Regions from separate parts of the Homo sapiens genome. Here region 1 is linked to region 2. Evidence: chromatin loops called from intact Hi-C (ENCODE). Cell type or tissue: mucosa of descending colon. All regions are shown on one strand. Each heading gives the region's core, and the rest is flanking DNA. Links, peaks and the distances in the headings are about the cores only.

Region 1 (4,396 bases), core at 246-4,245, 320 kb after region 2:
GCTGCAGAGGAAAGAACCACCTGTTATGTGTTTCTAAGCAAATCACTTGACCTCTCTGAGTTTTCATTTCCCCATGATAGAAAGAGTAGAAGGAGAAGATCTCTAAGTTGCTTTCTAGCCCTGAAATGCTCTAATTTTATCTCTAGAAAAAAAGACAAATGTTGCTCAGGGAAAGCCCTGTGTTGCTCACAGAGGGGTCAGTAAAATATCTCTGATGGAACCCTAACCTCTAATACATTCCTGTGGGGAAAAAGTCTATTTTAGAAACAAGAAGACAGGGCACTGGTCCTGTATCAGCCACTAATCACTATGTAACCTTGAGCGTCTCCTCTGCTAAATGAGAAATTTGGACTTGATGAATATGAGAAATAAATGTCACCTCAAGTGCCACTCTGTGACCAGTATAGATAGTGGCTACCTGGGAGCGAGATGTTGAGAAAAAAAATATGAATCTGCCTCCAACTCAAGCAGGAAGAGTGTTGGGATCGATGACTGATGCCTGCCACCTGTGGAGGGCTCCAGGCAGTGCATGTGGCCTTTGCCATCCCTGGGGTAGATCCTCTCTAAGGTGTCTTTTTACTTGAACTAATCCTTTGCGAGTAGCACACGGAAAACCAGGGGATTCAGAGTCACCGATGGACTGGAAGAAGAACTTGGCTTGTTCAACTGTTTTTATATTATCCATGGCTTGGGTTTGAATAATCTGTCCCCTGATACCACTGTATTTTAGAAATTGCTACCTAAGGCAAATTCTCCACTTTTAAACTCATTTCCTGAGTCGGTCTTTTTAAGGCCCACATTAAATATTGATCTGCCCTGGAGAGATCTAATTTATTTAGTAGAGACATGTTTGACTCCGCCAGAACTGTCAAACTCAAAAATGGGGCCATACCCCTCCCAAAGCAATAACCATTGACGATAGTGACAGACAAGCCAAGGGCACCAGAACCAGCGGCGTTCCACTGTCAGAGTCTCAGGGACAGGGCCTGCCTTCTGCTTTCACACAGGTAGCCCTCTTGCCCAAGACTATTGGAAGCTCTCTGAAAACCTTTCCCAAGAGGCTGGTTTTCTGAAAGTCAAGGTGTCCACTCTGTGCTGGCCAGGCTCGCCATCTGCCGCCCCAAGGCCTGTTGGCCCATGGTGGGGAACCCCAGAAACCTCTTCTGCTTGCTCCCAGCGAGCTCTGTTTCTGGGGCTATCGTGACCAAGCTCCAACCTTCAGACTCTGCAACCCCTCCCTCAAGTCCTGATTCTGGCCCAGGAACAGGGACCCTGGTTCTAAACCTCAGCCCCAGTGAGCTTTGGCTTGATTGACAACGCGCTGGCTGTCTCCTGTTTGCACTTAATAGACTCCAAAGAGAAAGAGAGAGAGAGAGAGGAGAGAAGGAGATTTTATCTGCTCCAGCCTGGGGAGAAGGACTCTCATGCCCCACACAGCCAGCTCAGCACACAGAGTGGATTGGAAGATTTGAGGTTCTGATCCAGCTTTGCCTTTGGATCTGGCCTCCTTCACCTCTTGCACACAGAATCACCTGCTTCCATCACCCTACACTCTGGGTTGATCCAGCTTAATTTCACTCCATGATCTAGGCTTCCAAGCACAAATGCCGAAATTCCCTTCTGGGTCTCTGGCAACATCTGTTTGAGGTCTAGCAAACAAGAATCCCCAAGGCCAGGAACAAAGCCTATCTTCTTGGGTTAGGGAACTGAATTATAATTACAAGTCTTAGCAAATTATCCTACCCTACCTGCATTCCCTCTGTTAATTCACCTAAGTATCCTGTGAGGCCCGTAGTGTCTTTATCCCCATGAGGGATATGGGGAAATTGAGGCTCCAAGTTTGTAGCCGCTGACCACATATGGCCAACTAAAATGAAATAAAACTTAAAATTTAGTTTCTAAATCCCACTAGCTACATTTCAAATGCTCAATAGCCACATATGCCTGGTGGCGACTAAATTGACAGTGCAGAATTACAGAACATTTTCGTCATTGCAGAAAGTCCTATCACACAACACTGTGAGGGGTAGAGTAACATCCCTGTGCCATGCAGAAACCGAGTAGCAGAGTTGGTACTTCAGCTAGGCCAGTTTGTCTATCCACTACCCTTTTCTGCTATTGAAAGGAATCCGAAAGGAAAGGGTTGAGATGGGCAAGAGGTCAACAAAGAAATCTCACTCTTAGAGTGAAGGTTTTTGAGGGACACATCTGAAAAGTTTAAGACCTTTTGACCACCTCCTGGTCACGTGACAGCTGTCACCAGCACCAGGGGCTACCTGGCTACCTGGTCATGATGCTGCTGTTTGCTCCATCAGACATCTCTTCCAGCCCTGGAGGGGCTTGGGGTTTGATCTCCCTGTGGCAGTCAGTTCTATCCCTTATCTCCCTGATGAAGGGGAGTCAAGCACACATTTGGGCACAAAAGAATGTCTTGCACACCCTGCCAAGCTCCTGAGACCTCTTGGAGATAGTGAAGGTCAATCAAGTTCTAGATCTCCAGTTCTGATCCATTTATCATTTATGACATGCCTTCTATGGCCCAGTCTCTAATTCAGGCACCTTTTACATCTATAACCTAGATAGTTTCTGGAGCCCATGTGGCTTCAGAATGTCCATAAACTAAAAATAATTTAAAATAATCGCAGTCTATATTTGTATCACTCAATATTAAATGGGATTTGAATGATAAATCATAACATCATTTATTTTTCTCACTGTATATTTGAATTTACACTTTATTTTATAAACAGTTTTGTTTTTGTTTCTTGAAACAGAATCTTGCTCTGTCGCCCAGGCTGGAGTGAAGTGGTGCCATCTCGGCTCACTGCAACCTCCACCTCCACGGTTCAAGTGATTCTTGGGCCTCAGCCTCCCAAGCAGTTGGGATTACAGGTGTGCACCACCATGCTCAACTAATTTTTTTCTATTTTTAGTAGGGATGGGGTTTCGCCATGTTGCTCAGGCTGGTCTCAAACTCCCGGCCTCAGGTGATCCACCTGCCTCGGCCTCCCAAAGTGCTGGGATTACAGGTGTGAACTACCACACCTGGCCAATATGTTGTTCTTTTTATTGCCAAATAACATTCCATTGTATGAACATACCACATTTTGTCTATTCATCAGTTGATGGATATTTGAGTTGTTTTCACTTTTAGGCTATTATGAATGATGCTACCATGAACACTCACATACCAATTTTTATGTGGAGATGTGTTATTATTTGCATTGGGTATATACCTACGAGTGGAATTGCTGGGTCATAGGGTAACTCTGTGTTTATCATGTTGAGAAACTGCCCAACTGTTTTCCAAGATGTCTGCACCATTTTACATTCCCATCAGCAATGGGTTCCCATTTCTCTGTATCATCACCAACACTTGTTATTGTCTAGTCTTTTGATAGTAGCCATATTAGTAGGAGTAAAATGGTATTGCATTGTGGTTTTGACTTACATTTCACTAGTGTCTAAGGATACTGAGTATCTTTTTGCGTGCTTGTTGATCATTTGTCTATTTTCTTGGGAGAAATGTCTATTCAGATCCTTTGCTAGCTTTTCAGTTGAGTTATCTTTTTATTAAGTTGTAAAAAAGTTCTTTCTCTTTTTTTAGGATACAAGTCTCTTGCCAGATAAATGATTTGTAAATATCTTCTTCCGTTCTGTGGGTTGCCTTTTTCACTTTCTTAATGGTACCATTTGCAGAACAAAAGTTTTTAATCTTGATGAAGTCCCATTTATCTATTTTTTCTTTAGTTGCTTGTTCCTTTTGTGTCATATCTAAGATTTGCTCCCATGCTTTCTTCTAAGATTTTATAATTCTAGCTCCTATACACATCACTTCTTAATGCCTTCCTTCCCCTAAGCCATTGGCCTCCCCTCATCTCTTCTATACTTCTGCTGTCCAACCTCATTCTCAGGACTCATTCTCAACTACGCACTGAAAAGACTTCTCTCTGAAAATCTAAGCCTGCCAGGTTTTCTTTCTTACGTTTCTCCATCTCCTTGTTTCCTTCTAGTTGTGTCTATTTTTTCTTTCCCATGAATAAATCTCAGCCCTTTCTGAAACAAGACCCTTAGCTTCCCCTCTTTAGTTCTGCATCAAAAAAGTCTAAAACTTGGGCTGGCTCTCTTAGATGACTAGGAATAGAAGATTGCAATCTCTTATAATTTAATATATTTCCTTTCAGCACTGTTGTACATGCCTTATCTCAATTACCTCTTAAACAAGCCTAGGAAGTTGGCCCCACAAATCCCAATTTGCAAGTGGGAAAACAGAGGCCTTGGTGTGACAGAGATGTTTGTTAGTTAAAGGATCACATCTTAAATAGAAACCTAAGAAGCTGCAGAGTTAGAATCTGTACTTGGAATTTCTGACCACAGGCTCAGTGCTCTGCCACAA
Region 2 (4,396 bases), core at 82-4,081:
TTCTCCTGCCTCAGCTTCCTAAGTAGCTGGGTTTACAGGCGTGTGCCACCACGCCTGAATAATTTTTGTATTTTTAGTAGAGACAGGGTTTCGCCATGTTAGCCAGGCTGGTCTCGGACTCCAGACCTCAAGTGATCTGCCTACCTCAGCCTCCCAAAGTGCTGGGATTACAGGTGTGAGCTACCGCACCTGGCCAGTTTGTCTAAAATATTTTATATTAGAACAAATATTATGGCACAGAATGCAATATTTGCATAATTCTTTTTTGAAACACTGTGATACTTGCAGACACTTCAGGATCGCTTCTGGCTGCATCAGTTCCTGGTCATTCTGGGCTGTCCCTTAACGTACTTTGCCTTTAGGAGGAGTACATAGGTAGAAAAGTTGAGAATCTCTATTGTTTACTCCTTAGTATAGGGGCTGGCAAACTTTTTCTGCAAAAGGCCAGATAATAACTATTTTTAGTTTTGTGGCCCAGATGGTCTCCTAGAACCATTCAGTTCTGCCATGCTATCACGATGACAGCCAAAGACAATATGAAAATGAATGGTTGTGGCTATATTCCAATAAAACTTTATTTACAAAAGTCAGGAGGCTGCTGGTTTTGGCCCTCAGACTGTATAGTTTTCATACCCCCTTGGCTGAGCATATTGCCTGCTAATAAGAGCATAGGTTGTTTACACTCAGTCTGTCTGGTATTAGACCCAGCTCATCTGTTTACTAGCTTGGTAACCTTGGGCAGGTCATTTAACTTCTTCCCACCTCACTTTCTTTATCTGTAAAATGGGGATAATGATGGTCTTTAACCCATAGGGTTGTCATGAGGATTAAATGAGCTAATGCACACATAGTTGTTAGCATCCTGCTAAGAAACAGAGTGAGCACTTAACAAATGTTAGAAACATGAGCTGGTGGTGTTATTTTCAACGTTGGAGACTCAGGTCCTCTGAGACTCTGGAGTTTCCACTTTAGTCCTGTCTAGCAGTAGGCTTGCTAGTGCAACAGCCTTTATATACACACACACACACACTCTCTCTCTCTCTGTCTGTCTCGTTCTCTCATTCATCTTTTCCATCTATCCTGTGGGGGAGCTTACCACTCAATTCTTCTACCCACCCTGGCAATGATGCAAACTAAAAAGCCCTTCCTGCATCTTCTGAGCATAAAGACGACGATTCAGTTTTATGCAATTTTGGTGGGATGTACCTCGAGTTCCATCCGGCTACCCCGCTGCTTCCAGTTTGTGGAACTGACTTGCCGGTTGCCCTGGCTTTGATGAAAGAGTTGAACCGATGTAGGCCCAAAGAGAGTTCTTCTGGGTGGATCCTTCTGATGAACACTCTTTACATTTCTTTCTCGAATAATTAAACTTTTTTTGGTAACGGATACTGCCTGGAAATTGTCCCAGTATCATTTGGCTGATGTTTGTTAAAATATCTTTATATATATTGATCCACTAATCTGTTTATTGCATTTATTTTGCCTCCTGGGAGAGCTTTTCAGATCCTCATTTAAGTTTTTCTTTCCTTTTCCTTTACATATGATTCTAATAAGCTTGGTTTTCTGGCTTCTTTTAAATTTATAGCAAATATTAAGGGGTGGAAAGATGTTAATAAACTCAGTGTAAAGCGAGAGGGAGAAAACCTATAAAAACAAAGAGGCTTCGATCTTGAAAAGCTCCGCAATGTAGGACTGTTTAGTGCAGGGAAACAGTCATCCTTCCTCATTAGGCCCACAAGGCATTGCATCTACAGCCTCACGCATCATTCATTTGTTCATTGATTCATTCAGCAGACCTTGATTACCTTGAATGCCAGGTACCGAGCTAGGAGCCAGGAGCACCTTGGTGAGTGGAACAGACAAGATCCTTGCTTACTTGGAGCTTAACAAGCATGGGGTGTGGGTGGCGGAGGACCAGCCAAAAGCAAGCAAGGAAATAATAAAAATAATTACAGATTGTGTCATCAAGGAAAGAAACCAGGAGCTGAGAGAATCCATAATGGGAATACGGAAGAGGGAATCTTGGCTTATCAAGAAGTCAGATATGTGTAGTCTCTTTGCCTTGACCTGACTGTAAATTCCACCAAGTGGGGCTGGGTCTGTTTACTCACCCTGTAGCACCAGGACTGGCCTATGGCCTGGGCAGTAGTTGGTGCTCAGTAAACAGTGGTGGAATGAATGGATCCTCTGTATCGGAGGGCAGGGAAGTTCCAGTCATTGGAGAAGGAGTTTCAAAGGGTAAAATTAGGATTTTTTTTTTTTTTGAGACAGAGTTTCACTCTTGTTGCCCAAGCTGGAGTGCAGTGGTGCAATCTTGGCTCACTGCAGCCTCTGCCTCCTGGGTTCAAGCAACTCTCCTGCCTCAGCCTCCCAAGTAGCTGGGATTATAGGCGCCTGTCACCACGCTTGGCTAATTTTTTGTATTTTTTGTAGAGATGATGTTTCGCCATGTTGGCCAGGCTGGTCTCAAACTCCTGGCCTTAAAAGGAGGTGAGCATCTGCCCGTGTTGGCCTCCCAAAATGCTGGGATTACAGGCATGAGCCACCCTGCCCAGCCAGGATTTTTCTTTTTAAAATGGGGCATTAAGAGAGTATATTCCATTATCTGGAGCATTTCCTTATGTGAAACCCATTATTTCCCTGCATCCTAGGATCCCTTAGCTATTTCCAACCCGCAGCAAAAGCTTAATAGAACTAAGGGAATATCTGGGCAGGGTGAGCTGGTCAGTAATGCCCTTTTCAGAGTCGGTAGATTCTCAGGCAGGTTTCGGCATAGAGGGTAGACACAGAGAAGGGAAGGATGTCAGGAGGGTAAAAATTGGGATATGCAACTCTGTTTCATCTTCTCTCCTTCTCTTCTTTCTGTCTTTGGTCTAAGAAAAGCAGTAGACTTGCTGCTTGGGAGGTACCAGGGTAGGTCAGTGACTTTGAAAAGCTGGTGAGACGGTGAGAGCGTTGACTCATCTAGGCTCATAGATGTTATGGATCCTCTGGGCACCAGGGATGGGGGTACTTGGATGGGCATCGGGCAGTTTCTCTCCCAGACTTGCCGTCTTGTGATCAGCCAGGGTGGGGAATGAAAATGGGTCCAACAACATTAAGCCACAGCACAATCCTCCCTGATGTTGAGAAATCTGGCTGTGGACATGGAGAATGTGTTTGTGGGTACATTTTTGCCTCTCGAATGAACCGAATTTGCCATTGGCATTTACTGCCAGACTGTCGGGAATTATGTGGGGTTGTGGGGGGATTATGTGGGGTGAAGTTGAACAATTCTCAACTTTGGAATTGGGCAGACCTGAGTTTGAATCCAGATCATTTGCTGTTAGCATTGTGACCCTGGGCTATTGATTCAACTGTCTCCTGAGCCTGGTTTCTCATCCGTTAAGTGGGCATACAATTTCATTTACAATGGGGTTGTAAGAATGAAAAGATACACATTTGCCCAGGGTCTGGCACATGGGTATTTAATGATAGTCTCCCCTGCCTGCATTCCCTTTCTGCTCCCCATTCCCCCCAACATCCCGTGTTTCTGAACCCCCAAATTGCTGACTTTCACCAGGTTCACTCCCTCTGATAAACTCCCTCCCTTAATCTGCACAAAGCCCTCTCTGTGTGCCAAATGGACGGTTTTTGGACCAGTTTCTTAGTTGCTCCCAGCCTCTGCCCCCACCCCTCCACAGCTATCCCTCTGACAAATCCGGAACCATGGAAGTCCTCATTCTGAGATCCTCCTAGATTTAACCCAGCTGGAGTTAGTGTTGGGGGAGGCTAAGTGGAGGATTTGGCTTTTTTTCCTCTTATGCTAATGAAGTGAATATGGCAAGGAGTCACAATATTTTCTTTCCAGGCAAAGAAATGTTGTAGTAGGAGAAACAGCATGCAGGGGAAGCAAATGTGATCTCACTGGATTCTCTCAAGGGAGGAATAGGACAAATTGTCAGCTTCTGTTGAGAAGATAATACTCTCACTATGATAAATGCCAAGTTTCTATTGAAAACCACCATCTTAATGGTGGTGTCCCCAAGCACTCAGTGCTTGCCTGGCAGCCGAGACCAGAGGAGAAGCAGAGGAAAGCAGATATTTGTAGGGGGTTGTTTGTTTGCAATGAGAAATCAGTTCAAAGCAAAGGAGATGGTGCATTAAAAATGTTCTTTTAAGGCAGCTTTAAAAAGCTAACTGGAGTGCTCCAGTGTGGCCTGATCTTAAAACACACCTATGGGGAGACTTCCACCCTCAATAAATATTTCTTGCATATGACTTGAATTAAAGGAGGCACATGGGGCTGGAAGCCGCCCGAAATAATTTTCCCTCCCATAGGAAGCAGCCGCTGTAATTCACTTGCAAGTTATTTCAAAAGGCCTGTTCTGATAGAAATTGCTGCCTTCTCGTGGAC

The links. Peaks named below come from ENCODE experiments on the same cell type or tissue, not always from the same donor. Only the 100,000 strongest peaks of a DNase experiment are listed, where the experiment ranks them.
Region 1: it touches region 2 in a loop (7-fold over the local background); 1 of 110 quality-filtered maps calls a loop at or near these places.

The regions. Positions count from the first base shown.
Region 1 is chr17:57,735,401-57,739,796 of GRCh38, forward strand. No RefSeq gene overlaps it. Among named protein-coding and RNA genes, the nearest start is that of CCDC182, 7.7 kb to the right of the region's middle. RefSeq lists an enhancer at 494-563 and a silencer at 1,231-1,409. In mucosa of descending colon, for the core only: no CTCF peak of the experiment used is centred there; no DNase peak of the experiment used is centred there.
Region 2 is chr17:57,412,143-57,416,538 of GRCh38, forward strand. The region is part of intron 6 of MSI2 (musashi RNA binding protein 2); the gene reads left to right. Among named protein-coding and RNA genes, the nearest start is that of MSI2, 160 kb to the left of the region's middle. In mucosa of descending colon, for the core only: no CTCF peak of the experiment used is centred there; a DNase peak (open chromatin) is centred at 2,128.